Linked DNA regions of Homo sapiens: region 2 is linked to region 1. A link is an interaction called in ENCODE POLR2A ChIA-PET data of the cell type or tissue named here. Cell type or tissue: HepG2. All regions are shown on one strand. Each heading gives the region's core, and the rest is flanking DNA. Links, peaks and the distances in the headings are about the cores only.

Region 1 (15,598 bases), core at 9,527-12,026:
AGGCACTCTTCAGTGTGTTCTCTACTTCCAGTAGGAATGTTGGCAAATCCTGCAGGGCCTACAGCCTCATCCAGTTTGCAAGTGCTCTATGGACAAACCCAGATCCCCATGCCCCGCCACTCCTCCCAAGGAGATGTGTGAGTGTCCCCAAGATCTGAACTGCACCAGAGGAGGAATTCCTGGACCCAGCTAGTGCTTCCAGGAGGTGGGCTGGGTGATACCTAAGTGACAGAGGGAAGTAATATGTGGCCCTACCCCCTCCCTAAAGTCTAGCATTTGAAATGTGTTAAAAGTGTGATCTCTGACAAATTAATTTCTTTTCACTTCTATTTTGTTATCTGTAATATGAGGATAATAATAGCATTTTATTCATAAGGTAGTTATAAAGATTAAATGTCATTTCACTCCTACTAGGATGGCTGTAATTTAAAAAAAAGAAAAATAACAAATGTTGGTGAGGATGTAGAGAAATTAGAACCTTGGTGCATTGCTGGCTGAAAAGTAAAATGGTGCATGGCTACCAAGAACAGTTTGGCAGTTATTTAAAAAGTTAACCATAAAGTTACCATGTGAGGCAGCAATTTTACTCCTAAGGATATACACCACAGAACTGAAAACATATGTTCACACAAAAACAGAATATTCATAGTAGTATTATTGATAATTGCCCCAAAGTAGAAACAGCCCAAAATTTCCATCAATTGATGAATGGATAAACAAAATGTGTATATCCATACAATGGACTATTACCCAGCCACAAAGAGGAATGAAGAAGTGATAGATGCTATAATGTGGAAGAACCTTGAAAACATTACGCGAACTAAATTTTAATTATGTGGAAAACAAAAGACCATACACTGTATGATACTATTTATATGAAATATCCAGAATACGCAAATCCATAGAGACCGAAAGTAGATTAGCGATTTCCAGGAATGAGGGAGGAGTGAGCGAGGTGTGACTGCTCATGGGTACAGGGTTCCTTTTTAGGAGTGATGGGAAAGTTCTGGAATTACTGCTGGTGATAGCACAACCATGTGAATATATTTTAAAACCAGAATTGTACACTTTAAAAGGGTGAGTTTTATGGTATTGAATTACATCTCAATTTGTAAAAAGAACAAGATCACACACACACACACACACACACACACACACACACAATTAGATGTGCCAATACCATTCCCGGCCCACAGTAAGTGCTCCATTAATGGGAGTTGGGAGGGTAACATTCGTAAGCCACTGCATTCAGGCACCATCTTTGGGTTTCCTGCTAAAAGGCTGCCCATCAGAATCAGCTGTTAAAGATATTTAACTTGTGTTTTGCTACCTTAGCAAGAAAGTATATTAAAAATGCCCTGGATTTATCCTTGGGAACAGTGGGTCACCTGTCAGGGAAGAATGAGTGGGGTTTCTCTTCTCTGGCATCCATTCATGTACCCTATGGCAGTGGTCTAGGCCTAAATGTAGAGATAGTAGGACCCTGGGGAAAATGGGACAAGGGGACAGAGAAGGGCTCTGGCCCTTGAGGTTCCAGCACCTAAACCAGTGGCAGACTCAAGAGCTGCTGTGGCAGGTGGCCTGCAACAGGACTTCTGGGGGGCACCTGGGGAGAGCCAGGAGCAGTAGCTGTTGGGGAGGACCCATCTTGGCATCATGGCCCGGCAATGACTCACTCGGGTGATGCTCCATCTTCCCCAATCTTCAGGGCATCCAGTAGGAAGTATCGTCACCATTTCTACACCCAACAGTCATTTCCACTAGGCCTCTTGTCACTGCAATAGAGCATAAGCCAGACGTGGGGGTCCACCAAGCTCCTAACAGGGGAGGGGAAAGCCTGGAGCATTTTGTTGAGCTCAGGCTGAGGGGAGCAGCACACCCTAGATTCTCAGATTCACTGGGGCTCCTGCTGCGTCCCCCTTTCCATTCCCTCCACTCTCTCCACTCTGTTCCTTGTTCAGCCCATAACGGCCTCCCCGGGCCACTGGTCAGCCCCCAGTGTGCACGCCCATCCAGCTTTCCTCCACCCTGCAGGTGGACTCACCTCCTGCTCCTGTCCCAACCTAGCTCAAAGCCCTTCCCGACTTCCTCAGCATTCACTTTTGCCACAGCTGCCCTACACACATCCCCTATTTCAGCAGCATTGCCCATAGGAAGGAGTTCAGCTTAAGTCACAAATGCATCAAAATAATAAACGTGTCCTCTTTTCAGTCCCCCGAAAGCACCAGGCACCACGCCGCCTCTGCACTTCTGTCCCCGTTGTTCTTCACCTTGGAAGCCAGCTTCCCCCTCTCCACTTACTCACACCTCGCTGTGGATGAGGACTGAGTGCCTGGCCTCTGCCAACCCCAGCCAGCAATATAGCTGAGGGAGCAGGAGGTTGTCCACTCAGCCCAAGGAAGGAGAGGCCACGCTCAGCCCCATGCGGGGGCTCTGCAGCTACTGCCCTTCGCAGCTGTGCCTGGGGCTCAAGAATGTCCCAGAACCCTCACCCTCCCCTCCTACCCCACCCGGCAAATGGAGTGCTGAGAAGGCACCGCTCCCCCGTGCTCTCCACCACCTCTGCAGACATTGTCCTGCCCTCCCATGTCCCATCCGCCACCCAGCTGGGCTTCAGGACATGGATGATGCTTGGTCTGCAGTCTATACAGTTCCAGAAGATCAAGAAAAACATTCTTGCAGTAGAAAACAGTGTTCTATGTGCAGAAGTTGACAGGTGCTATTGTCACCTTTCAGAGCAATTTGATGCCTTCTGAAACGTGAGTGCCTGTCACTGGAGGAGGAAGTGTTTTTGCCAAGCGTTTGATGCATTTCCAGCAAAGTCACGAAACGCACAAAGCTGCCTAGCAGCGGCCTGCTCCTCAGCCAGCCACCGCTCCAGGCTTCCTTGAGCTTCATGGTGTCCTGAGGGCAACACTGTGTGCCCTGACCCTGCTTTGTCTTCTAGTGGGAGACCTGAACTAGAGTGCCATGAGTCAGCAGGCTCAGTCCGCACTCTTTGCCAGGACATGAGCAGAACTAGGGGGACAACTTCTGCTACATTTGCTTGGAATTGCTTTTGTCTTTTCATCCTAATGAGGTAGAAAGTGGGAGAGGGGCTCCGTGTAGTCTGTCCCCTGAACGTCTCTGCCCCCACACCACTGCCCCACCCCAAACCCAGAGTGGACTCACTCATCCTGGAGCTCAGCCACCCCCACACCTGGAGGGTGGTGGCATGCCACCAGGGACATTAGCTGGACAGTAAAGGCTAGTCTGTCCCTCCCAGCACAGTGAGTCACCAGGCAACGACTAGCTCCTCAACAACAGAAGAGTAGGAATCAGGGATGACCAGTTGTTCTTGCTCCAGTGAATGCCAAAATGCCCCTTGGGGATTCTTGGGCTCTTCTCTAGAAACAGGGAATGTATAATGAGGGCATTGGAATCTCAGAGCCTCTCTGTTAATATAGTAAATGTTTATGAGTATAAACTCTAGAGTCAGTATGCGTGGGTTCAAATTCTACCTCTGCCATTTATGTAAACGCTGTGTGACCTCAGACAGTGATTTGGCTTTTCTGTGCTTAGACTCCCTATCTTTAAAATGAGACTTTTAAAGGTAATAAGGGAGCTCCTCTACTTCTTAAATTTGTCTCAGAACAATTAATATTTAGTATATTAATATATTTTAAAGTAATGTCAAAAACCGCAATTATTTTTGCACTAATCTAATACTTTTAACAATGTCCAGCGCATGGTAAGTACCACAAGTGCTAACTTGCTTTGGGGGAGTTAGACAGAAATCAAGTGCACAGGCTCTTAGAACTTGGGGATAAGTAGCCAGAAAACAAACAAAACAAAAAATTGGGCCAGGTGCAGTGGCTCGTGCCTGTAATACCAGCACTTCAGGAGGCCGAGGCTGGGGGATTGCTTGCGCTCAGGAGTTTGAGACCAGCCTGGGTAACATGGTGAAACCTCATATCTACAAAAAATACAAAACTTAGCTGGGTATGGTGGCATGTACCTGAAGTCTCAGCTACTCGGGAGGCTGAGGCGGGAGGATTGTTCAAACCCAGGAGGTCGAGGCTGCAGTGAGCTGTGATCATGTCACTGACATTGTGCCACTACACTCCAGCCTGGGCAGCAGAGCAAAAAAAAAAAAAAAAATGAAGATTAATGGATTTTGGATCTTGGTTCTGTCCCTTTCTAGCTGTGTGACTTTGGGCCAGTTAGTTAAATGCTTTGTGCATCAGTTTTCTCATCTAAAGGGGGCAATGTTACTAGTACTAGAATAGTTAAACGATTAGATGGATGGATATTTAGAAAGTTTAGAGCAATGCCTAGTACTACATTAGCTATTATTACTGTTCTGCATTATTATTATTATTATTATTTTATAGTTTACCTATGAGTATTGTATTATTATTTCTCTGCTATAGGAGAGACACAATTTCAGGGCCCTCATTCCCCAGGCTGTGAGGGGCCTCAGCTGAGGAACAAGGGTCAGACTAGAGCCCCAGAAGGTGGTAATCTCTTTGGCCCTGGAGTGGGGCAGGCCAATGCTCAGTCTGGTCGGAGGGTTCTCATTTGCAATTCTAACAGAAGCAGGGCACTGCTGGATCCTCCAAGGAGGGCAGTACTATTATGAAGTGTGACCCAGGCCATCACCATCCACAAGAAAAGAGCCTGAACTTTGGGGATCAACAGATATGGTTTCAAACTTTGACTCTGTCTCTCAGCAGCCCTGTGACCTTGGACAAGCTGCTTGATTTTCTGAACCTCCATTTCCTCATCTCCAAATGATGGTAGGATCACCTTCCCTGCAGAGGCAGCTACACTCCTGGCCCTGCACTGGTTCAGGAAAAGCAATTCTTTCTTTCCTCATCCCTTACTTGACCTCTTTCAACTCTGTGATTTGGGGCCAGCCGAGGCTGAATTTAGGGAGGAAAGGCTCGTTTCATTTCACTTACTCCCTCAGGACCAAAAGCTGCAGGTCAGAGTCAATTTGACAAACCCAAGAATCCATTTAACATCTTTGATTAAGATCTCAAACCCCCAAGGAAAAGCATCTGTGCTATGATGTGGAGTGTCTATTTCTGAGGCTGTGGTTTTTGTGTTTTTCTTTTTACTTAATCCATGGAATGCATAAATATATGTTAGTGGTATTTAGAAAAAAAGACTTCAAACAATACAGAAGAATTTTGAGTAAAAAGTGAAAGTACCATTCTGCAATGACCATTTTGCAACAAACCTGCTTCCTCTTCCTTACAGAAGAGATCACCATAAATAATTTAGTGTTCAGTCATTCTAGACCTTTTTCTTTTTCCTTTTTTTTTTATTGAGATGGAGTTTCGCTCTTTTTGTCCAGGCTGGAGTGCAATGGCGCAATCTCGGCTCACTGCAACCTCTGCCTCCCAGGTTCAAGCAATTCTCCTGCCTCCGCCTCCTGAGTAGCTGGAATTACAGGCACCCACCACCATGCCCAGCTAATTTTGTATTTTTAGTGGAGATGGGGTTTCACCATGTTGGCCAGGCTGGTCTCGAACTCTTGACCTCAGGTGATCCACCCGCCTTGGCCTCCCAAAGTGCTGGGATTACAGGCATGAGCCACCGCACCGGGCCTCTAGACCTTTTTCTATGTGTGTACAGAGAAATGTAAGTATTACTTTACTTATTTGGATCCTGCGCCATATGCTACTCTAAGACATGTTGCTTCTGTTTAACATGTCTTTGAGAGCCTTCCTTGTTGGCACAAGTTGAGCTGCCTCATTGTTTTTAATGGCTGCATATTATCCATTTGTGTGGATGGACAATTCATTTGCCAGCTCCTCTCCTGTTAAGCATCTAGGGTGTTTGCAACTTCTTGCTCTTATGAATGTGTGTGTGCCTTTGTGCAAATGTGGAAACATTTCTGTAAGAGTTTCCTAGAAATGGAATTCCCAGCCCCAAGGATTGAAGGAGGTACAACTTACTCTACATTATACCTCCTTACTATATTTTATTTTTATTCATAGCATTTATTATAAATAACACTTTCTATTTATTTATTGTCTACTTTTCCCACTAAAATATAATTTTCACAAGAGCAGGTACCTTGTCTGTCTGAATTCAATGCTATATCCCCAATGCCTCGAATAGCTCCTGGCACATAGTAGGGATTCAATACTTATTGAATGAAAAAATTGATAGAAAAGCCAGCATGGTGGCTCACACCTGTAATCCCAGCATTTTGAGAGGCCAAGACAGGAGGGTCATTTGAGGCCAAAGACCAGGAATTCGAGACCAGCCTGGACAACATTGCAAGATTCCTCTACAAAGATTAGCTGGGGCTTGTGTGGTGGCTCATGCTTGTAATTGCAGCACTTTGGGAGGCTGAGGTGGGTGGATCACTTCAGGTCAGGAGTTTGAGACCAGTTTGGCCAACATGGTGAAACCCCGTCTCTACTGGAAATACAAAAAGTAGCCAAGTGTGGTGGCAGGCATCTGTAATCCCAGTCATTTGGGAGGCTGAGGCAGGAGGATCGCTTGAACCCAGGAGACAGAGGTTGTAGTGAGCCAATACCACTGCACTCCAGCCTCGACAACAGAGCAAGACTCTGTCTCAAAAAAAAAAAAAAAAAATTAGCTGAGTGTGGTTGTGCGTGCTTATAGTCCTACCTACTCAGGAGGCTGAGGTGGGAGGATCACTTGAGCCCAGGAATTCAAGGCTGCAGTGAGCTAAAATCAGCCGATGAACTTCCAGCCTGGGCAACAGAGAGAGACCGTGTTTCTTAAAATAATAATAATAATAATAATTAAAAAAGAATAAAAAGCCATGCATTTTTAATGTTGATAGGTGTTGTCAGTTTATTTTCCAAAAGACTGACCAATTTACACTCTACCAAGAGAGTAAGGGACTGTTTACCCTGAACCCTTACCAACACTGGATATTATCAAGTTTTAAATTAATTTTTCTCACTTAATAGGAAAAAAAATGCCATCTCCCCATTAACACCACTGCTTGACAAGTTCTTCCCAAGGCACACCTTGCTCCTCACCATGAGGGGTGAGACTGACTCGGGAAGTTCTGTCTGCAGCGAGTGTGCCCAGAGCCACAGGCCTGGAAGCCAGCCCAAGAGATGGATAAGCAGAGCAGAGGATCCAGGCGGAGCCTGAGCCAGAGCTGCAGCCCAAGGGGGCCCTGGGGTGGGGTCTGGATAATGTCACAGCTGCTCCCGGCAGCTGCCCGCATGACAGCCCATTACCCAAGTGGAGGCAGAAGAGAAGTTGCTACCAGAGAGGGGGCCCTCAGAGAGTGGAAGGGCGGGTCCAGCCGCCCATCAAAGGGAACAGTGTGTGGGCAGAAGGCTGCCTGGCCACGGCCAGGCCCAGCCCCCACAGAGGGATCAGAGCACCCAAGGCCCTGACCGCCTCTGAGTCATTGACCTTCATCTTCAAAGATCCTTCCCTAGAGACTCCTGTGATTCTTCCCTCCCCGAGTGACCTGGTGTCACTGTAAGTGTCTCAAAGTCTTTATTCTCGTTCTGTACCATCTTCCCCTACCCTTCTGCACATCACATGGCTTCCCAGGAGGAACAGTTTCTCCAGGATGGCCCTGTGTCTCTTCAGGGTGATGCCTGCCTGCGACTCCCTCAGCCTGGGGAAGGAGGAGGCTGGGCCTCTCTCTCAGACCCCTGCCTGGGAATCCACCCCTCCGTGGACTTGGAGACCTGCACACTGGCCTGGCTTCCTCAACCCATCTATACCACAGGGAAAAGGGAGTGGGAAGGACTTTCTAGTATAAATGGGACCTTCAACACCTGTGAAAAGAAGGCGGAGGGGAACGGACCTAATGAGCTAATGCAACATGTGGATCTGGTTTAGATTCTGGTTTGAGTAAACCAATCACAAAAGACATTTTTGCAACAATTGCAGAAACACTAATACGGACTATTAGATGATATTAAGGAATTAGTGTTAATTTTGATGGATATGATCACGATATTATGTTTATATAGACAACTGTTTTTGCATTTTAGAGACGCATACTGAAGTATTTAGGGTAAAACGTGTGTCAGTAATATTCTTTAAAATACTCAAGCAAAAAAAAAAGTCAATGAAGCAGATACAGCAAAATGTTAACAATTATTAAATCCAGGTGATGGGTATTGTGGGTTTATTATGTTATCCTCTCAATTTTCTGTATGTTTAATCCTTTTCATAATAAAAATTGTAAGATGGAAGAAGAAAAGGAAGAGAGGGGAAAGGGAAGAGAAGGAGGAGGAGGAGGGAGGGGGGAGGGCCGGCGGAGAAGTGGGAGGAGGAAGAAAGTCATAGACCTCCAGCAGGGTCAGTGTTCTCCACAGGATAGGGCAAGACACCCCAAAGTTGGCCTTGACTTTAACAGTCTTGATTCTAACAATCAGAGGTCCTTGGCTGCTCCTGGCACGGCCCTTCCTGGCAATAGCTTGCCCAGGCTCTCTGAGGGCCCAAGCCCAGCAGGAATGGATCACAGTCCCCAGTGTTGGCTACCTCATTGCTATGAGCTCTGAGATCTGGCCAGGCACATGATACAGGAGGCAGTGCCTTGAGATGTGATGAATTGATTTCAGGCAGAAAACCTGAGGACTTGGCCCAGCAGACCCCCCAGGAAGCTGGAGCCCACGTCATTGGCAGTGCAGCCAAGCATGAGCTAACCTGTCTGTGTTTGCAGCAATCAAGACAGCACGATCCTTCCCAGAAGTCAGAGTTGGCTCGTACAAGCACAAGAGAAGTCATCTGCAGATCCGACAGCAAGAGTGGTCTTGCCAAGCTGGGTCTTTACGGGAATAGCCAGGGCACCACCCACACACACATACCTCGGGCCCCCAGGCTTAGCCCTCCTGGAGAGAGGATGCAGCCCATCGCCATTCACCATCCGGTCTCCAACATGCCTGGAAGCTAGCATCAGCCCTGATGCCTGCAGGGTGCGCAGTGTGAGCTCCCCAGGGGTCTCTGTACCAGGAGTCTGAAGTTCAGTGAAAGATTTCAGAAGTGGGCAAGGTGTTCCTCCTGTTCTGGGTATCCACACACTCAACAAACATTCGCTGAGCACATACTTGTTGCTGTGGCCAACCACTGTCAGACTGAGGGCCACAGGGATGAGTACATTGCAAGCCCTGCCCACTGAGGCTCGCAGTCTGTGGAGGGAACAGCACCAGACTCCGACCAACCCAGACCAACCTGGGAGGGATCAAAGCATGGGGTTCTGCTCTGTGTGGCCTGGCAGGGTGGCAGCACCTCTGCAGCCATGACCAGCACGGGCTAGCAGGCTCCTGGAGAGATGTAACAGAAGATAGAAAGTAGCTGTTCTCGAAGCGTGGCCTCCACACCTCCAGCAGCAGCATCCTCTGGGAACTTAACTAAAAATGCAAATTTCCAGGTCCTGCCCCAAACCTACTACCTTAGTTTGTGATGCTATAAAAAAGTACCATAGACTGGGTGGGTGGCTTATAAAACAACAGAAATTTCATTTTTACAGTTCTGGAGGCTGGTAGCCTGAGATCAGAGTGCCAGCATGGTTAGTGTCTGATGAGGGCCCTCTTTTGGTTGCAGAAAATGGCCTTTTCATTGTAACCTCACATGGCAGAAAGGGGGTGAGAGAGCTCTCTGGGGTCCCTTTCATAAGGGCACTAATCCCATTGGTGAAGTCTCCACCCTCATGACCTGACCACCTCCCAGAGGTCTCATATCCTAATACCATCACATTAGGGGTTAAAATGTCAAAACATGAATTTTGGGCAGGATTGGTGGGGGCAGATATAATCAGTCCATAACACCTGCTATATCAGAAACCGGAACTGGAGCCTAGAACACTGTGTTTAACAAGCCCTCCAGGTGATGCAGGTGCATGTTCAAGTTTGAGAACAGAAGGCTTCACCTACTTGAGGTGTGGCCCGGGTGTGGTGGCTCACACTTGTAATCCTAGCACTTTGGGAGGCTGAGGCAGGCAGATTGTCTGAGCTTAGGAGTTCGAGACCAGCCTGGGCAACATAGTGAAACCCCATCTCTACTAAAATACAAAAAATTAGCCGGGCATAGCAGCATGTGCCAGCAGCTACTCGGGAGGCTGAGGCAGGAGAATCGCTTGAACCTGGGAAGCAGAGGCTGCAGTGAGCTGAGATCGTGCCACTGCACTCCAGCCTGGGCAACAGAGCGAGACTCCATCTCCAACAAAAAAAAAAAAAAAAGAAAAAGAAAAGAAAAAAGAAAAGGGAGTTGTGAGGAAGCAGATTTCAGTTAAAGGGAAAAAACAAACTTTCCAACTGACAGCTGCTAAGCAATGAACCCAACAGCCTCATTCACCCATAGTGAATTCCCATGCCTGGACGTCTGGAATGTAGGCTGGGAATATTCTCCAGGACAGGCTAGGTTATAATGTCCTACTATACAAACAGCCCCCAAATCTCAACAAGCTTAACCCTTGCTCATGCAAAGTCTGCTGCAACTCGGGCAGCCCTCCAGGGCACTGTCTTCTTGCAGTGCCTCGGTGGGCCTGGCTGCTTTGATCTGGGGCTTTGCTGTCTCAACACAGGCACTTGTCTGTGATCAGTCCCGAAAGGGAAGAGGGACTTCCCTCTTCCCTGGGGAATGGCTCAGGGACTTTCACTGCCTCAGCTCAGAATTGTGACAAACATTACTTTTGCTCCTATCTCACAGGTCAGAAATGCCACTCGGCCCCTCGTAACTGCAAAGGGACTGAAAGGTGTGGTCTCCCAGAGGTCCAGGAAGGAAAGAAGCCCTGGGAAGTTTCCCACAAGGCCCAGCTTCTTCTCAAGGAGACTGTGGATAAGGAAAGAAGGCAGGCAAGGCTGCTGTGCTGGAAAGAAGGTAGATTACCTTAAAGATCGTTTCTAAACCTAAGATTCTACTTTTCTATAATTCTCTGGTTCTGAAATGGTTTAAATTGCCAAGTGGTTCTACACTCCTTGGAAGTTCTAAGTTTCTGGGAGGGTTTAGTCATAACTCAGCTCACAACGTGGCCACTGCAGCCCCTTCAGGTCCCTTGGACTCCAGGCCTCTGGCAAGCAGGGCCCAGGGCAGACGAGGGTGCAGTGGGTGCTGCCTTGGGCTGGAAGGGAACGGAGACCTGAGCGGTCCTGGCCCTGGTGAAGGGCAGCGGCTGCGAGCATTCAGACAAGTCTGGGGAAGAAATCAGACTTCTCCCAAGTTGGGCTGAGGAGGAGCAATTACAGCCTTTTCCTAAGGAAGGAAAGAAAAACAGATTTGAGTCTGTATTCCTGGCCCATGAGTCAGTTGTAGAGTATGTCAGCACCTGCAGAGGCTTTAAACTGGGGCTGATCGCAGGAGTGTCGCCCCCACTCCGACCCCTGTCTCCTCACACCCATGGGCCACCCCCCACAACTGTAGGGAGGACACAGCAGTCTAGGAAAGTGCTCTGCCCCTGTTCTTGGGGGCATCCTCCTTGCTGCATCTGGAATGCGACTGACTTAGCAGGGAGCAAGAAGCAGTTGAGCAAATATTCAGGGGCTCCGGAGGCTGGCGGCCCCTGCTGTCCCCATGAAGAGGAGGGGTCACCACCTGACCCAGCTCTGCTGGGCCCCTGGCCACGCTGGGTGCCTTCCCTTCTCCATTTCAGTTAAGATGTCACCATTATGGGAACTCCAGCGGAGAAGTCTCTAATGGGGTCAGAGCCCTGAGCACTAACACTAAATGCTTTAGCCTTCTCCTGGGGACGGATGGCCATTGTTCTTAGTCTGGGTATGTTAAGTTGCTGTGCCCTTTGCTGAAAGATAATTTGCATCTCTGCCCTGAGGGAGAATGAATCACATTGATAATTCTCTTGATTAAAGCCCATTTATTTAGGATCCTGCTTGAGGTTGTTTTTTAATAGATGGATTAGGGAGTAATTCAAAAAAGACAAAAGGGTACAGTAATTGGGTTTCCCCTTGGCCTGCAAATGTTATCATCAGAGAAAGTAGTAAGAGGGGCTAGGACTCACAAGGTTTGGTCAAACGGTTGCCTGGGAAGCCTACAGTGATGAAGGGGGAGGAGAGCAGCCCTGAAGCACAGGGCTAGCTCCATTCAACTTCTCCACCAAGCAAATGGAAAATCCCAAGGCGCGGAGGACTGAAAGGATGAACCACAGGCTGCAAGACCATGACAGAACAGGCAAGGAGCCCTTTTCCCTGCACTGCCAGTGGCTCCATCCCCCAACGGTGCTGCCTCTTTTGCATTTCAGCAACAGAATTTTGCCTGAACCCCCAGGTTATGGGGTGACCTACAAGCCACACTCAAAAGCAGATGAACGGAGAGGCAGAGCCCATGTTAACTTTGCGCCTGGACCCAGACAGGTTGAGGCCCTGAGCCAACAGTCTGGCTTTGAGATGCTGTTGTGAATGTGCTTGGCCAGAAGCCAAGTGAGACCAACCAGACACCCAAGAGGTGGTCTGCAGCCATGGAGGAGGGTTCATCCTGGCCTCAGTAGCCACAACCCTACATCCTACCTAGGGATCTCCAGACCAAGGTGCTCTCACTCTGATGTGTGACCTGGGAAGAGCTCTTCATGTCTCCAGGCCTCAGTCTCCTTAGCTGTACAAAACACTGGTGGGGATAGTTTGGATAGGCCTGTTGGGACACCCTTACCTGCCTTATCAAAAGCTGCAACAAGCATTTTTAAATGCTGCCAAATCTGTCAACACTTCTTGTGCGGCTTGAAGGAGAAGCTCTCAGATCTGATTAAGCTCATCCTCGCAGTGGACTCACTTCTACTGGGCTGGAGACATCCCTCTGGGTATGCCCCTGGAACAGAGCCAAGCTTCCCCTTCCAGGGGAAAGAAGTGGGGCTTATGGAGAAGGCTAGGTTGGCTGTAGGGCTGAGCAGAGGAGCAGGAGGGAGGCTGCCTTCAGGGGCCACAGTTCCTTGCCCAGATGCCTGAATTCTTAAGTCTTTCATTTCATAAAAGATACAAGAAAATGGGGCATCTAGGCAGGACACAGTGGCTCAAGCCTATAATCCCAGCACTTTGGGAGGCCGAGGTGTGTGGCTCACCTGAGGTCAGGAGTTCGAGACCAGCCTGGCCAACATGGTGAAACCCTGTCTCTACTAAAAATACAAAAACTTAGCCAGGCATGGTGGAGTGCACCTGTAATCCCAGCTACTCGGGAGGTTGAGGCAGGAGAATCGCTTGAACCCAGGCGGTGGACATTGCAGTGAGCCGAGATTGTGCCAGTGCACTATAGCCTAGGCAACAGAGTGAGACTCCTTCAAGAAAGGAAAGAAAGAAAAAAAGAAAAGAAAAGAAAAGAAAGAGGGAGGGATGGAGGGAGGGGAGGGAAGGGGAAGGGAGGGGAGGGAAAAAAATAAAATAGGGCATCTAAACCACCACCTTGAAAACACAGAACTGGGGCTGCCCAGGAGTCCACAGGCCCTAAATTTGGGCCAGATCTTTCAAATATCACCATATTAGCTCCATATAATCCCCCTTTCCTATTCCCCTCTCTCTTCTTCTTCTCCTCCTCCTCCTCACTTCCCATTTGGCTGTCCAAAAGCAAATTTAAACAGCCTGATCAGACTTCTAGAGGCTGCAGAAAGCATCTTGGGGCTGCAGATATGAGAATTTGGAAATCAGTTCTGCTGAGCCCCTTAAAAGAGGAAGCTCGCAGGATGCAAGGCTTTCTAGCTGGAAGGATCCTCGTTTCACTCTGGTCAGAAATCTCACAGTGGCCTCCCCAAGAGGCTGTATGACCCCCCAACCCCAGGATCCTTATTGTATGACCCTATCAGGAAGTGCTTCCCTCCGTGTCTCCACATTGGAGACCAAGTCAATACTCCAATGCCATGTGGGGCCAAACCCATCGTGATCAGGAGGCCCTGGTCCCGGGTCCTTCAGCTACGAGGACTCACAGCAGAAATTCAGCTCATTAGAAAGGGGAGTGCTGGGCCATGGGCTGAAGAGAAGGCTCTCAGGTAAAGGGCCTGAGGGAAGGTCTGACCCCTCTATGCACCCAGGAGACTCTGGCAATTCAGCTTCCCTGGGAATAAAGCTGTGAGAGCGCACATCTTCTCAGGAGGGGAGGGAAGGAGCTCTGAGGTCAGCTGAGCCTATGCCTGGCCAGACACAGGCTAGCTGTGACCACAGACAGAGAGCCCAGTGCCAGGCCCACCACGGGCCCAGCTGCCATGACTCTGCACACTCTAATTACATACTGGGACACTAAACTGCATGTCTGGCCCAGAAATCACTGCTTCCTCCAAAGCAGGCTCTCTGAAGGCATTACCTGTCTCGCCCAGCCCAGGTAGAAGGAAGATGGCAAGTTGGTGCAGCCAGGCAAGGGTCTGGATGCATTCTGACTCCCACTCCAGCCCTGTCTGTTTCACACCCCCTCCTCCCCATGCTCCATCTCCCCACTGCTGGGCACACATTCCCCCACCACTGTCTCAGTTCCCCTAGAGCTCAGATTAAAGAAACAGCTGGGGCTTCCATAACAAAATAGCATAGACTGAGTGGCTTAGCAACACAAATTTATTTCTCACCTCTCCAGAGGCTGGAAGTTTCAGATCCAGGTGCCAGAATGTCCGGGCTCTGGTGAGGGCTGTCATCCTGACTGGGAGAGAGCTGCCTTCTCACTGTGTCCTCACGTGGTAGAGAGAGCGTGTTCTGGTCTCTTCCTTTTCTTATAAGGACACTAATCCCATCACGGTGGACTCGCCCTCATGACTCCATCTAAGTGAAATCAGCTCCCCAAGCCCTTACCTCCTAATACCATCACATTTTGGGTTAGGGTTTCAACACATGAATTTTGGGAAGACACAAGCATTCAGTCCATAATAGACCATACCAGCTTGCGGCTTTCTTCCTAAACACACACAGCTCTATCCTGGCCCCGTCTCCTAAGTGCCAGGCCCTCTACTTGTCCTTCCCAATGGATGCGGGAATCAGATGGGGCAAGGATGGATACAAAGTGATCTGCAGAGCCTGGCCACACCTCTTCTGACCCTTGCCACACTGATGACTTTGCCACAGGCCTTACCTGGTTCACTTCCCGCCAGTTCCAACTCTCATCAGATCCGAACAGCTTGTTATTATCTTTCTATTTTGCTGCCATGATGGGTAGCATAGTCCTCATAGCATGCCCCTCAGACATGGCCACAAGTGAGCAGTGCCATCCCTGGCCTCCCTCGGGAGCCTGGCTCCCTCTGCTATAGAAGAGATTGCATGCTCTCACTGGGCTCGGCTTTCATGGCAGTTGAATAAGATGGTGCATGTGCAGACACCTAACACAGCAACTGAGCCCTGGGAGGGTGCTCAGCTACTATCTGTGGAACCCAAGGGGCAGTCTGGGGAAATCCCAGAATAACTGTGCACCCCATCTCTGACTGACTGCCCCTACATGGATCATCTTCCCGGGCCCTGAGACCGGTAGAGGCAGAAATGGTGGGTTCCTCAGCCCTCTGGAACCCTGCCTGCATGAAGTCCAAGTTTCCATGGCCAGCTGGGGTTGGAGGTGCCAACAGAGCAAGGCCCAGGCAAGTCACTTTCCACCCCTGAGCCCCTGACTCTTCATCAGTAAACTGCTGATTTAAAATCCCCTCACCCCAAGACTGGTGGCTGTTCTCTTTAGAAAATGCCAAGAGACTCTGCAC
Region 2 (15,598 bases), core at 8,530-11,029, 97 kb before region 1:
GGGCCGCAGCACAGAGCAGGCTGCAGTCCCTTCGCAGAGAGTCAGGCAGGCAGGCACGGGCTGTGGCCAGAATCACTGGTTGCTACAGGATCAGCAAGGCCCAGCCGAAACCCTCCCTCCTCCAGGAAGCCCTCCTGCTGCCTCAGGGGAACTCCCTCTTTCTGCGCCTCTGTGCCTCTGTTAGAGCAGGAGTCACTGTGAGGAGGAGGAGGATGATAGGGTTCTGCTCCTGGTGAGTGCCTGGTGAGGAATTTTCTATGCATGACCTGGACCCCCAGGGCACCTTTGTACAAATTAGAAAAGGATCCCCCTTCCCGTGGGTAGACACAGCTCTGTCCCAGGGTAGTTACAGCTGTGTCCCAGGGTAGACACAGCTCTGTTCCCGGGCCATGGCGTTTCTGTGGGTCACAGCCATCTGTCCAGACTGAAAAGGAGACAGCTGCTGTGATCTCTGCCCACAGCTGGGAAACTGAGGCCATGTCACATTAGGGCACCTTCTCCCAAGGCTGCCGAGGCTCTCACTCCCTGCTCCAGCTGTGCAGGCTACAAGAATGTCTCCCTCATTCAGGGAAGTGGCATGCCGGGCTCTGTCTATCCCGAGATGCTATGATCTGAGTGTTTTTTTACTCCCGACAACGTGTATGTTGAAATTCTCTCCAGCAAGGTGAGGGTATGGGAGGTGGGGCCTTTGGAAGAGATTAGGGCATAGGACAGAGCCCTCCTGTTTGGGATTAATGCCCTTATAAAAGAGACCTGAGGAAAACCCCCTTGCCCCTTCCATCCATGAAGATGCAGCAAGACAGCCCCCTCCAGGAATCAGAGAGCCAGCCCTCCCAGACACCGAAGCTGCTGACACCTTGATCTGGAACTTTCAGCCTCCAGAACTGTGAGAAATACATGTCTGCCATTTCTAAGCCACCCCATCCACGGTATTTTGTTGTAGCAGCCTGAATGGATTGAGATAGGGGACCTCACTTCCAGCGAGTCTCAGAGGGCACTTGGCTAGGCCCAGCTAGAGGCTGGCCTTGTTGCTGCAAATCCTGAGCCAGAGGACAGCCTCTTCTACCAAGCACTATGGCCACCTGAGAGACAAAACACAGAGCAGGGCCCTAGCCTAACTGCCCTGCAACTTCAACCCCAGCATAGGGAAGGAGCCATCTCTCCATTGGGTCATTGATGCCTTCCCAGCAGGCAGGCCATGCCAGCTGCCTCAATGCACCAAAGTAAGCTCAAAAAGGATTTGTGATGCCATCAGCCACTCATTTCAGACCCATTCACCTCCTCCAGGATCTTTTCTCTATCATCAGGCATCCATAGACTCACGTGGACGTGTTGCCCAAAGCCCACTCACAAAGCATCTAACCCAGCCTTAGCACACCTGGGCCCCCACTCTCCCCACACCCATGGCAGATGTCACTAATGGATCACTGCACTTCTTCCTGTTAAGCCTGGATTGAACCTCAGAATCCTTCTCAACCCAGTGGCACAGCCAGAGCCATCTGAGTTGGAATGTGTAAGATGCAAGCTATTGTAGCCATCCCCGATGGGTCGATGCCCAGATTTAAAGATGACAAAACTGGGGACCAGCAACAGGAAGGAAATTGTGCCAGTCACAGAGCCCATCAGCAGCAGAGACATGGCAAGAAGCCCACGTCCCTCTTCTGAAATGGAGGCTGTGGTGGTTTTCATCAGGGAAGTTTTAGGGGACTCTTCACAGTTAGTGTTGCAGGCCCTGGGGCAGCCCTTGTACATTCCTTCAATGCCGGCCCTGGAGGACCATATCCCAGGCTTGAGTGCATCAAAAGGACCCACTCTTCCATCCCCGTGGCGGCTCCAGGGACCAGCAGGGGCAGCAGGGCAGGCCTGACCTTCATACACAGTTCCCTGCACACACTCGGCTAACTGTGACCAGGGTGAGAGCGGGCGCAGTGGGGGAAGGTTGTGGGAGGAAGGGTCAAGGGCCTCTGGTGACTCATGATGTGGGCTCAGGGAGTGTTGGCTGAGCCAACATGTCTGGCTCGAAAAAGAGGATCACCAGAGGCTGAAGTGCGGGGGCCTCATGAGAACCGAGGTACACCAGGAGCTCAGAGGTGGGGCCAGCATGTTCTGGGGGTGTCTACAAAGGCTTCCGGCAGCTCAGAGTTCAGCCTGAGCAAACTCTTGCTCATTCATTCACTCATTCATTCAGCCAAGGTCAACTAGTGTCAAGCGTTGTTCTAGCCGCTGGGACACAGCAGTGAACAAAACTGACAAAACAAGCCTGTGGCCTAGGGGAGGGGAGACAATGAACAACATAAATGAGGAGAAGGCCGGCACGTGTGATGGTGATGAGTGGTAAGGAAGAGAGAAGGCAGGTGAGGAAGAGGGAGTGTTCCGGGAAGGTTGCAAGTTTAGACAATGTGGCCAGGGAGGGCCTGGCCATACCAAACAATTGACTAAACCTGACGATGCTGATGGAGGAAGCGTGTGGACCCTGGGGGAAAGGCCAGCATCTGCCAAGGCCCTGAAGCAGGAACATGGTGTGCTGGGGGGACAGTGGGGGGACAGGGCTGGAGGTCAGGGGTGGTGGGGTAGACAGCGGGAGGTTGGAGGTCATGGATAAGGCCAGATCCTGAAGGGCCTTGAAGCACAGAGTAATGACTTGGGATTTTCCTTAAGGAGGTGATATCGTGGGTTGAATTCTTGCCCCCAAAAAAGCCATGTTCGCATCCTAACCCCTGGAACGTGTGAATGCGACTTTATTTGGAAAAGGAATCTGTGGATGAAATTAAATTAAGGATCTCAAGATGAGATCATCCTGTGTTATCCAGGTGGGCCTTAAATCCAATCACAGGTGTTTCTGTAAGAGACACACAGTGGAGAAGAGAAGGCCACGTGAAGGCTGAGGCAGGGATGGGCGTGGTGCTGCCACCAGCGGGGGAACGCCAGGAACTGGAAGAGGCAAAGAAGGACCCTCTGAGGGCGCAGGGTCCTGCTGACACCTCAACTTCAGACTTCTGGCCTCCAGGGCTGTGAGAGGAGACTTTTCAAGCCATCCAGTTTGTGGTCATTTGCTATGACTGCCCTGGGAAACTGATCCTGATGGGAAGCCCTTGGAAGCTCTTGAGCGGAGGAGGGACATGCTCTCCTGGGCTTACTCCTAGCTGCATAGGAGAGTCTGAGCCGGGCAGGGACAGAGCTGTCGGGGAGTCACTACGGTGATGCAGGTGAGTGAAGGCTAGAACTGTGATGGATGGGGGAGGTCAGAAGAGAGGGACAGGCCCGAAAGGGGAAGTAGGAATGGGCGGGGCGGGGCGGGGGAGGTGGATGGCCAGACAGGGAATCCCTTGAGGAAATCCAGGGGTTGTGGCGGATTTTGTGATGCAACCTCTGCCTCCCGCGTTCAAGCAATTCTAGTGCCTCAGCCTCCCAAAAAGCTGGGATTACAGACATGCATCACCATACCCAGCTAATTTTTGCAGCCCTCTGGGGGTTGCAGCAGCAGGGCACGTATGTGAGAGAGGGGCTCAGGAGAATAGTGTGACCAAGGGAGGTGTCCTCCTGGAAACCTTCACCCCAGCCTAGAAGCACAGGATAGGAACCAACTTCCTCCAGGGCCAGCTTTCTGGCCTGGATGCTGGGGCTGTTCTGTCCTTGGACCATCCATGGGACGTGATGTTGAACCGTCCCCCTAGGACCCACTAGCTGCTGTCAGATTTTACAGCCTCCCCCATGCAACCACCTGGGGTGTTCGCTGCTCAGAAACTCTCAGAAAGATCACACAGGGCCAGGTGCGGTGGCTCGGGCCTGTAATCCCAGCACTTTGGGAGGCAGAGGTGGGCAGATTGCTTGAGGCCAGGAATTCAAGTCCAGCCTGGCCAACATGATGAAACCACGTCTCTACTAAAAATACAAAAATTAGCTGGGCATGGTGGCGCATGTCTGCATTTTTTGGAGGCTGAGGCATGAGAATCACTTGAACACAGGAGGCAGAGGTTGCAATGAGCCAAGATCGCGCCACTGTACTCCAGCCTGGGTGGCAGAGCAAGACCCTTCCTCAAAAAAACAAACAAACACAATGGTCGACCAGAACTCCAAAGGGACAGAAACTGTCAGCAATGTGCATGGCTGGCCAGAACTTTGACAATAAACACCTGGCCTTGGTGCCACGGGAAACTTCCAAGTCTTGGGGCTCCCAGAATCCGAGTGCTTGTGGCTCTCTGGGGCTGGTGGCCACACCTATGTTTGAGGCTTTTTGTGGTCTGGTGGTGCACAGCTTCAAGCAAGACTCAATCCTGTTTCCATGAAGCAGAAGCGAGGCCTTGGAGTGTGCAGGGAGTGAGTGCCACGGGATGGCTGTTCTTGCCTGGGAAGATGACAAAAGGGCTCTTTCCTTGGCAGCTCCCGTGGAGGAAGGGGCTGGCAGCACCCAAGAACACAAGCACAGATGGAGGCGTCCCTCTCCAGTGGCTGGGGCAGGCTCTGATTCCGCCTCCTGCATTTGGAGCAGCTGTAAGCTATCAGGGCCTGGCTGGCTGGCTCCAGGCCTCCCAACGTAACCAGCCTGCCCTGCTATCCTGGCCTGAGGCTGGCATTCCTCCCATGGTCTCTGCAGCACTCATCATCGGCGCTCCTGCCACAGCATGGGGACCTGGGCAGCCTGATGGACAAATATTGGGCAGGGAGGTAGGGAGATGCAGTTTCCTGGATTCCCTTCCCTTTATTGAATAGGAATCTTTGCACCTAAACAAGTCTGTGTAGAGTCCAGATTGTGCTCTTTGTCCTTGGTCCAGGAGGTCCATCTCTTTGAGCATCAGTTTCCTCTAATGCCAAGTGGAGACAATAAATTGCCCTTTCCAGGGTCCCAACAAGGATTGCCAAAGTCAGCGTCCTTGGATGTCTAGCCTAGCTCAGGTGCCCAGGTGTTTGATAAGTTCTCACTGGATCCACACTGGGTTGACTCTGGATCTGTGGAAATTCATAGAGGCCCAGTTGCCCAGCCTGGCCCAGCCCACACGTCCAGCTCTGCCTATGAGAGGACCTGTCAGATGGGCCGGGCCATGCCATGAGGAAGAGGTGGAGTACGGGGACGTGACCTAATGAGGTTGACAGAGCAACAGCTGGAACCAGAGATCGCCAAGGGGAGCGAGGCTGTGGGGCTGCTCCGGGATGAGGGGGTGAGGCAGGGCCCAGAGGCATCGGGTCCCATCATCCTTCTACAGAGAAGGACAGCCCTGAGAGGCTGTGATAGTCTGTGATAGAAGGTGACTCCAGCCTCAGTAAAGAACAAACAGAGGATGCCCCACAGACACCACTGGTCTCTCCTGAGACCCTGGAAGGCTGGGTAGAGGTGGAGCTCACAGCTGACTCAGAAGTGAGGAAGATATGGGGAATGAGAATTCGGCTCAAGTCTGGAGCCGTGGCTGCACCAAAAAACACACACAGAGCCCGGGGGTGCAAACCACTCAGACAGGAAAACCAGGGCCAAATGCCCCCAGCTTCCACCTCAGCAGCCCCATCTGCTTGCCTGGAGGGCGGGGTGACTCCAGCACGGGCAGCCTGAGAGCTGCTGAGACCGGGTGGTCTCTGATGTGCTAGCCTCCTTCCTTTATTCATTCACTCTCCAGACATTAATTGAGCATTAACTCTTCACCAGACTCCTGGACACAGCAATGAACTGAGAGCTGCTGGGACCCATTGGTCCAGGGGGAACTACTGGAGGCTCCAGGACCCCCAGGAGTCTCAGTCATCTCTCTCTTCATGTGAGGCAGGAAACCCTCAACTGCCCCCACCCCAATTCCCCCACAATCCCGCCCCCAGCTGTGAGGAGTCTCCCTCCACCAGCTGTGAGGAGTCTGGGTCCTATAGCTGCAAGTCCTCCAGTTCTGGAAGCAGCCCTGTTCAGGAAGGGTGTGGTCTGGTCCATGCCTCACTGCCTTAGGATTTGAGCCACTTAGAATTCTCTATCCTCTGAATCTCAGGGTTGGGGGTGCTTATCACCCTAGAACTTGGTGTTTTCAGATCTGCAAAACACCTTAGAGCTAACAAGCTAACTTCCTGGCCCTTGGAAGCTGTCCAGCCTCACTGACCAGCTGCCGCTTATGGGGGTGTTGTCCCTCAGTCGATTTTTCAGAGTCAACCAATGCCAGGTCTGATCTCTTCATCGGCAGCCTCTAGCAGTGCCCACCTAGCATGCAGGGGAGCAGAGCTCAGTGACAGGGAACATGTGAAGAGCCCCAGGAAAGCTCGGCCTTTAGGTCATGTTCCACAGGGGTTTAGTGTCAAGAGTGAGGGAGGTTGGAGGTCTCGCCCATGTCAGAGCCCCCCAACAGCACAGTTTCAGAGAGACATTGGCACGCTGCAGGGTGCTCAGATGAGGATGTGTTGGACGGTGAAGGCCCTGGCAGTGACCACAAGGAGTGGCTGAACCTGGGATGGGCTATCCTGAGAAGTGAAGGCTCAGACTGGGGATGCACTCATTGCTGACCAATCTATGCACCCATCCATGCAAAGCAGGGCTAGTGGTCCATTCTGTGGCCCCCAGGGCAAGGCTAAGGCTGAATAGGGAGCAGAAAGGAGAGACAGTTTGATGCCCAGATGGAAGAAATGGAGAGATCAGTGCTGGGTTAGTGGTGACTTTGGGCCCAGCCCTGCCGACTCAGTGGTCAGCATCTGGTCCCCACTGGAGATCATGAGACAAGCACGAACGCCCTGGGCTTCCTCCACCTGGCAGCCCTCCCCCGGGGAAATCAGGCTCTCAGAAGGCTGAGCCTGCCTCAGCCTGGGACCTTGGGGACAGGCCTCTGTGAGGTTAGAGGGACCTCAGGCAAGCCTTCTGAGTAGAGATGTCCTGTGCCTTCGCCTCACATGGCTTTTAGGGAGCTTGCTTTTTGAGATGGTACTGACAGGCCAGAGAGGAGGGCAGAGGGGCTGCAAGCTCCCACATGGGCTGATGTGTGCTCCCAGGAGGGAGCTGAAACCCTGGGGCCTTGTGAGCCGCCAGCAGAAAAATCGGCTTGGAAGGCTGGGCGTGGTGGTTCACCTGTGTAACCCCAGAAAAATCGGCTTTGGGAGGCCGAGGCAGTCGGATCACTTCAGGTCGGGAATTCGAGACCAGCCTGGCCAACATGGTGAAACCCCGTCTCTACTAAAAATGCAAAAAAAAATTAGCCAGGCGTGGTGGCTGGTGCCCGTAATCCAGCTACTCGGGAGGCTGAGGCGGGAGAATCGCTTGAACCCAGGAGGCGAAGGTTGCAGTGAGCTGAGATGGTGCCACTGCAATCCAGCCTAAGCAACAGAGCAAGCAAACAATCGGCTTGGAATAATTCAGAAGACACTGTTTCTTGGTATGAGATAAAAGCATGTATATTATTTCAAAAGTAGCCTTTATTGTTTGTTCCAATTATAGAAGTAATACATGCTTGATATAGACAATTATGAAAATATAGAAAAGCATAGACAATTAACATCACTTTTAATCCTGTCACCTGTTGTAAACTATATTTTGGTCTTTTTTTTTTTTTTAACATCTTGGAGAGACAAGTCCACTTCCCTTGGTGACCAGCTTGGGGTGCCCTAGTATTCACAGGCTGGTCTCCGAGGACTGGATGAGAGTGCCTCCTATCCCCACCCCAAGGTGTCCCATGTCCTGGGGTGGGGATAAGTGTCCATGTCCTGGGTGGAGGAGATTGTGGAACAGCCAGATGGTTGGTGGAAGAGGCCCGGACGTTGAGACAGGGAGAAGATTTCTTTCCCAGAACAGAGCTGCCCATGCATGACATCCCCTCTGCCAAGGCACTGGGCTCAGTGGTCAGGCTCCCCACAGCTCCTGGCCACTTGGACTGTGCCTGTCACAGTGGTCTGATTCTTTTTACTTATTTATTTTTTTATTTTTTATTTTTTTGAGACAGAGTCTCGCTCTGTCGCCCAGGCTGGAGTGCAGTAGTGCGATCTCAGCTCACTGCAAGCTCTGCCTCCCAGGTTCACGCCCTTCTCCTGCCTCGGCCTCCCGAGTGCACAGTGGTCTGATTCTTAATCCATGGTCTCTGATACTTTCTGGGCCACTGACCTACCATGGGACCATGGCCACTGTCATTGGTGAACACAAACATCCTGCTCTCTTGCCCTCTCCCCGTCAACCTTTCGCCAGGCTCTTCCCAGGTTCCCAGCCTCACCTCTACCCTCTGAAACACTAAATGGGCTTGTGGCATCCCTACCATCCTCAGGAGAGCAGGGGATGGGGTCAGGGTCTTGCTCTCCCTGCCACAGATGGGCGTGGTTGATGGCCATCATGTTTCTATGTAGCTATGTCATTCATTCCTCTATACATGCTTCCTAAGAGTGGGCTCGTACGCTTTGCAGCCTCCTTTTTTCACTTTCGTTTCTTTTCCTTTGCATAAACATTCTTCAAAAAGACCACTTTAAATGACTGTGTCCTATGATCGTACAGACATATCATAATGTATTTATTCACCTATTGTAGAACATCTTGGCTTCCATGTTTTACTATTCAATACCCCCTTTATCAATCATCTTTGTACACAGTTTTTTGGTCTGAATTTCTCAATATTTCCTCAGAGAAAATTTCAAGACATTTACATTTTGTAGTTAAATATCCTTGATATGTGTTGCCAAAATGTTTCCAAAAGAGTTGCCCCTGACTGATATGCCACCCTCAGCCCAGGTTTGAGAGGGCTGGTGTTACGGTCTACACCAGCTTATGGTAACACCAATAAAGCCAGTCTCATGATCTGAAAGAGAAATAATGGTATTTCAAAATTATAATTGATACGATTATTAACGAAACGCAAATGTTCATACTTATTAAGCCGTTTAAAACTTTCTTGGTTGATTATCTGTTTTCTTTGCCTGTTTTCCTAACAAGGTTTTGATGGATTTATTTAAAAATCATTTGATGAGCTCTCTGTATGTTGTCATTTTGATATCTGTTGCATATATGTGTTGCTTAATTTTTGCTTTTGGAGGCTTTGAATGTACCAAAGCTTTATATTATTATATTGTCAAAGCTATTAGCTTTTCTTTTTGTGACATTGTTTGTTAGAAAGTCCTTCCTGGGAAATGGCTTTTTAAATGGGTCAAGAGCTTGCCTTTTCCTCCTTTGGGGCTCTCTATTTTTGGTAAATTCTAAACAAACATCCTTTTCCCAAATACCATTTTCCCGGGAACATCTGGAATGCGCTTGCTTTTATTTCTTCCTCCCCAGAGGACGGTGTATTGGGGTGGGAAGAGGCTGTCACACTGAGATGATCTCTGGGTGGAGAAACTGGACGGGGAAGCCCTGAGCTTCAGAAACAGCCCCTTCCCCAGCTTCAAGGTGGCTGTGCTCTGTTGTGAAAGATGTCTGATCTTTCCCGCCAAAAAAATAAAAACATTGTCCAAAAGCCTCTTTAATGTGATGTGTGTGCATTGTGAAGACGTTTTGAGAACGGGCATCAGACCCCCTCAAAGGGCAGGACGGTCCCGGCTCCTGGGAGGAGGAGGTGCCTTGAGGGCCTGTGAGTCCACACACATGGGTTTAGCCACTTACATCTCGCCATGAGGACACTGGAACCTCGGAGCCTGTAGCTGGGCCTCGGCAGTGCAGCCACGGTGTATGGCACTGCAGAGTGTTTGCTAGGCTCAAAGCCGGAATCTGCGAGTTCTAGCCCCAGCCCTGCCTCCTCCCAGCTGTGTGACTTCTAGGGGTCTCCTTTCCATGAAAGGAGGAGCAACACCCACCATGCAGGGTTGTGTCAGGATCAGACAACATGTGCTGTGCCTGGCACACAGTAGGTGCCGTGCCTGACACACAGTAGGCATGATGGTATGTATTCATCCCATGACGGGGCTGCTGTTGCAAGCGAACGGTATTGTGCACGCTGTCACTTGGGAAACGAACAAGGCAAAATGGCCAAGCGTGGGGCTGGAAGAAGAGCTGGGATCACTGCAGGACGTTAATGGTTATTTTTCTAGTATTTGGAGATAGCAGCTTCTCGGTCCTTCAAAGCATGAAGCAATGGATTTTAGAACAGGAAATCTGATGTTGTGGCAAAGCAAAGAGGCTTTGAAGTCAAGAGCTGAATTCCTATGTTTCTGGGTCTGCCACTTGCTAATCGTGTGACCTTGGGCAAGTTACTTATCTTCTCTGAGCCTGTTTCTTCATCAGAAAATGACACTATTAGCAGTGCTCTTCTTGTAGTGCATTGTAGGGATTCAGTTATGCTTGTAGAGTTAAGGCAAATATATAGTTATCTTCCAGACCGGGACACTCGAGAGTAAAAGGAGGCACTGTTGATCATTGTATTAGTAACCCAGGATTGTCCCAGGCAAATGGGGGCATATGGCCACACTATGTAAAGGGCTCAGCCTAGCGCTGAGCTCTGAATAAACCCTCAGTGATGTGAGCCGTGCTTGTGAGCTCTCTCCACAGCTGCAGAGGCCCACATTGGACCTAGAGGAGAACCATCGACTTGTCAACAGAGAGCTCTGGACAGAGTGGGAGGAGGGGCTGAGCTCCTCAGCCACGGCTCTGAGGTGGCAGCCACAGCCTCGCCACGCTGTGCCCTTTTGGAGGTTGTCCTTGGTGGGAGGAGGTGATGAGGGAGCAAGTACCTTTCCCAAGGTCACTGCAGGGGAGGCCCTGCTTAGATTGTCCCTCTCCATTTTCTGTCCCTTGGGAGCAAGTTAAAACCAACTCTACACAAGCCAAAGGCTTTGGTTCCAGCCTGAGTCTGGCCCTCCCTTCATTTGCTCCTCTGTGGCCCACACACTGCAGCATCTTAGCGACTCCAGAGGTCACCACCTCATCCCTCTTATCCTTGAGAAGAGCCCTCATCCCTTCCAAACCCAAAGTGAACAGACATGTGGTGTGCATGTCCCTCCAGCCCCATGAGCATAAACACATTCCTGAGCCTGAGCAGGACCCAGGAATGACTCAGGCTTCAGGAATGTGCAATCGGATCCATGTCACTTGGGGGGCAAATTCCTAAGGTGAGCAGTTAGCGGACCAAACCAAGAAGCCCTGGATCAGCTTCTGCATCTTTCAAGGAGAGTCAGGGGTCTGGACTGGCTCCAGCAGAAACCACCTCTTGCCATTGCCACCTCTTGGTTCTGCTCCTCCCCTGCTGACCCGAAGAGCCTTATGCAGTTGGCGGGGGATGGTGGTGCAGGGGCAGAAGTGGTGCACAATGGCCCCCATTCCATGTGCAGGTTCAGTGCTCAGAGAGCTGGAGCAGGCAGGCTGAGTCAGCAAGGGCAGGAGGCTGGAGCAGAACTGTGGCAGGGACCGGCACACCCCAGTCCTTCCCCAGCCCATTCCCTGAGCAGTGGGAGGAAGAGATGCCTCTAGATATAGGGTGATTAGAACATCTCTCTTCTGCCAGCATGGCTGGGCCATGGCCTACTGGCCTCCCCAGCACAGCCTCTGGGAAACTGGCTGCTTTCTAGAAGCAGCACCAGGAAGGGTGCAACTCCATGTTATCTATACCCCACCTGGCCCAGCCTACAGGGAGTCTCTGGGGACACAGCCCTGTGTCCTCGCTCAGTGCCACAGAACAATTTAATAAGCAATCTCTTACAATCGCAGAAGAAATCCCACATCTAATGGTTCTGAGGGTGGCCCTGTTGCTGGAGGGTCAAAACACTAATTATGCCCGAGTCTGTGAGCCTGGCACCAAATATGGTGACATTCAGAAACCCGGAGCCGTGGGACACAGATAGGAAATGCCATCTCCATATATTTGACATTGTGCAGGTGCTATGCTGGCCAGGTCCCAGGAGTGACCTTCCTTCCAGGTGATCTCAGACCAGTCAGGGAGACCATGACCCTGACAGCACGGTCCACTGAGCACTGGCAGGACCGAGCCCCAGGTGTCATGATGAGAGGCTCCTCTGAGGGCTTGGGGGCCACACTGAGGCCCAACATCTGAATACCCTTCCTCTACTGGGGGACTCACAGGGACGGAGGAGAGCCCAGGTCCTCCCACCATGAGAGATGATGTGGGCTGGTGCCTCCTCCCCACTCCTTTGCCACAGTGATAAGACATGGGCTTGACCCGCTGGCCCCTTCTCTCTGGACTTTGAAGCTGGAAGGAGCGGTGCCAGGCTTCAGGGAGAGGTGCTGAGAATTGGTGGGGCTACAAGAACTCAAGAATCCAGCAGCGTCCCTCCAGGGGTGACAGGTCCAGGTGTGCTGCCCCCATAGTGAGAACCAACTGCGCCCCTCCCTGGTTCCTGCCTGGCTCTCCAGCCTTCCTGATAACCCAGTAAGCTGCCCCCATAGTGAGAACCAACTGCGCCCCTCCCTGGTTCCTGCCTGGCTCTCCAGCCTTCCTGATAACCCAGTAAGCTGCCCCATATCCTTTCATTACAATCCTTTTCTATGTGAGTTAGCCAAAGCTGGTTTCTGTGGATGGCATCGGAAGGTGAAGTGCAATGGGACAACCTGTGCCCAGGCTGGGGGCCTGAGAAACTCAGCTCAGGACAGCTCAGAGGGGTTGTTCAGAAGTGAGGGACCACAGTGCATGGCACATGCCTGCTCCATCGCCCCTCCTTGCTCAGGACCTGAGCAGAGGCTGGGGGTGGCTGAGGGTCTTGGTTCTGGGTGGAGGGTGGGCTTGGGCTCTCAGGTTAGGCTGAGTAGCAGGTAGGCCCAGGGTGTGAGGAGGGTGTGCAGGCAGGCCCAGGGCCTGGTAAGTGGCAGAGGGTTGGGACTCCTCCTGGCCTGGCTGGAGCAGGCAGGCTTGTAGGCACTGGAGGCTCTGACCCTGCCAAAAGGGTCCCTGCCTGTGTCTGAACCCCTCAGGGAAGAGGAGACCCAGCACAGTGGGCGTTTGTTCCTGTGTGACACTGCCCTTCCCTGGAGCAGGATGAGCTGAGCCCAGCGAGCTGAGGTCACGTCTGCCCCATGACAATCCTCCCACTGTCCCTCAGTTGGGACATACAGTGCCATCCCAGCTGCCCCTTAGCTGATCTCCTAGATGCCTGTGAAACCCGAGTGGAAAGAGGGTGGGTGGGGTCCCCTGATGCCAAGGATGGGGGTGCAGAGAAAGGGACCATGATGTAATGGGCTGACATGAGGGGGAGCACTGCCTGTCTCTGGGGACCTCTCAGCTGGAAATGGAGGAATTCAATGACTTCCTCCCCACACCAGACATCTGCAGGGCACTCTTAGAGCCTGCTACCCCCACCCCTCCCTCACTTATCTGTGCTGCCTGAGAGGCCCACCCTCCCCCTAGGACAGCTCTCCCCTACCAATCTCTCTCAGCCACTCCCTGCACACCTCCGGTAGACCAGTCCCCAGCTCCATCCATGTCAGCTCTCCTTCTAGAGGCTGTGAGCCCTGGAAGGCTGTGCTGAGCTTCCAGAGGCTCTGAGCACAGGAGGCTGTGTCTCTCAAGGCTATTCTACACTGCCTGGGGCTTCACTTTCTTTTCAGTGGAATGGGAGCCTTCGCCTCCAGGAAGGCAGCCCACAGTGTGGTGGTCACACCCTGCATAAATCCTCTCCTTGGTGTGGGGGCACCGGTGACTTATTTCTAACCAACAGAATCTGGCAAAGGTGAAGGGATTTTGCAAATGTAATTGAGGCCCCAAATCAGTTGACTTTCAGTTAATAAAAACAGACTATTTTGTGCAGGCCTGGCTCAATCAGGTGAAAACCCTTGTAACAGGGACTGGGCTCTTCCTGAGTCGAGTACCTCTCCTTGCAGGCTTGATGGAGTAAGCAGCTAACTCATGAAAGCCCACCTGGTAAAGGCCACAGGCAGCCTCTAGAACCTGAAATTGGCCTACAACTAGCAGCAGAAAAGCTAGGGCCCCCAGCATACAGCTGCAAGGTAGTGCATAGGTGGAAACAGATTCTTCCCCACTTGAACCTCCAGATGAGATCACAGCCCAGTTGACACCTTCATTACAGTCTTGTGAGACCCTGAGCAGAGGATCCAGGTAGGCTGTGCCCAGACGACTCAACCACAGAAACTGTGAGGTAATAAAGGTGTGTTGGCTGGGTGCGGTGGCTCATGCCTGTAATCCCAGCACTTTGGGAGGTTGAGGCAGGCAGATCACCTGAGGTCTGGAGTTTGAGACCAGCCTGGGCAACATGGTGAAACCCTGTCTCAACTAAAAATACAAAAATTAGCCAGGCATGGTGGTGCACGCCTGTAATCCCAGCTACTTGGGAGGCTGAGGGAGGAGAATTGCTTGAACCCAGGAGGCAGAGATTGCAGTGAACCAAGATCACACCACTGCACTCCAGCCTGGGTGACAGAGCAAGACTTTGTCTCAAAAAAGAAAAGAAAAAGAAAAAGAAATAAATATTTGTTGTTTTAAGCTGCTAAGTTTGTGGTAATTTTTAATGTAACAATAGAACACTAAATAGAACACTAATACAGACAGTGAGATAAATGGAAGGCTTCGGAATGTCAGGCTGGAGCTTGGAGAGGGAGTGGATGTCTTGACTTCTCCAAGATCAGAACACTGATCCAAAGCCCCCATCAGGCCAGAGGCAGCAGCTGAACAGTGGGCATGCTCTGAGACTGAGGACTGGAGCTGGGCCGGGTGTGAGAGCCTGCACTGGGGCCTGTTTTCCAACTTTTGCGGAAGACAGCCTGCTCTTTGGGAAGGATGTTGCCTGGAGTGCATGCCTGACAAGCTGGCATCTGCATGGGACACTAACCTGGGGCTGTGCCTTCAGCAGTGGTATCCTTGGGTCTGGGCCAATATCCGTGGTGTGAGTTCAGCAGGCATGGGACTCTTGTTCACATGGTCCATGCACACTGAACTTAAATATTGATTTTCAAGAATAACTTCCAGGTTGCTCATCACTTGTCTGCCTGGGTGTTTACTTCCACCAGCAGCTCCTGAGGGTTTCTTTTACCCCCACTTTCTTTGTCAGCACTTGATATTATCTGACTTGGTAATTTTTGCCAATCTCATAAGTGTAAAGGAGAATCTCACTGTTTTAATTTGCATTTCTCTGATAACTAGCGAGGTTGACAACATCCTCATGAACTTGTTAGTCATTTAGATTTCCCTTTCTGTGAATTCTTTTTATAACCTTTGATTCCTTTTAACAAATTAATTTTTGCTTCCCCACCCCACCAAAGTTTCTTTTCTTTTTTTTTCTTTTTTTGGAGACAGAGTCTCGCTCTGTCACCCAGGCTGGAGTACAGTGGCACAATCTTGGCTCACTGCAACCTCTACCTCCCAGGTTCAAGCAATTCTCCTGCCTCAACCTCCTGAATAGCTGGGATTACAGGTGCACACTGATACGCCTGGCTAATTTTTTGTATTTTAGTAGAGACGAGGTTTCACTGTGTCGCCCAGGCTGGTCTCGAACTTCTGAGCTGAGGCAATCCACCCGCCTCGGCCTCCCAAAGTGCTAGGATTACAGGCATGAGCCACCACACTCAGCTTCCCCCTTGGAAGTTTCTAAAGGCCTCCAGCTTGTTTGAAACCCAGGGGCAGGCCCTCAGCCTTGCCTTGCTTATTCTTGCATCTCTGCCCAGCTTAGCCACTAGGCTGTGTGCCCTCTGCTCCAGTCCTTGCCCCCTTGGGGCTGTGTCCCTGGGTGTGGGCCAAATTGTGGGTAGACTGTGGGTATGAGTTCAGGGAGTTTCTGC

What was found. Peaks named below come from ENCODE experiments on the same cell type or tissue, not always from the same donor. Only the 100,000 strongest peaks of a DNase experiment are listed, where the experiment ranks them.
Region 2: POLR2A ChIA-PET joins it to region 1 with 5 read pairs; 3 of 35 experiments call an interaction of 5 or more read pairs at or near these places.

The regions. Positions count from the first base shown.
Region 1 is chr2:20,483,961-20,499,558 of GRCh38, reverse strand. LOC107985856 (a long non-coding RNA gene) reads left to right here. Exons shown (of 4, transcript NR_157978.1): 2 at 10,651-10,821. Among named protein-coding and RNA genes, the nearest start is that of RHOB, 45 kb to the right of the region's middle. RefSeq lists an enhancer at 11,374-12,171. In HepG2, for the core only: no CTCF peak of the experiment used is centred there; no DNase peak of the experiment used is centred there; H3K27me3 peaks cover 1,275 bases.
Region 2 is chr2:20,580,030-20,595,627 of GRCh38, reverse strand. It overlaps HS1BP3-IT1 (HS1BP3 intronic transcript 1), which reads left to right and starts at 3,080. Exons shown (of 2, transcript NR_046836.1): 1 at 3,080-3,206; 2 at 4,381-4,853. It also overlaps a transcript of HS1BP3 not described here. RefSeq lists enhancers at 9,094-9,657, 10,224-10,788, 10,789-11,354, 14,089-14,649, 14,650-15,211 and 2 more. In HepG2, for the core only: no CTCF peak of the experiment used is centred there; DNase peaks (open chromatin) are centred at 10,047, 10,397 and 10,897.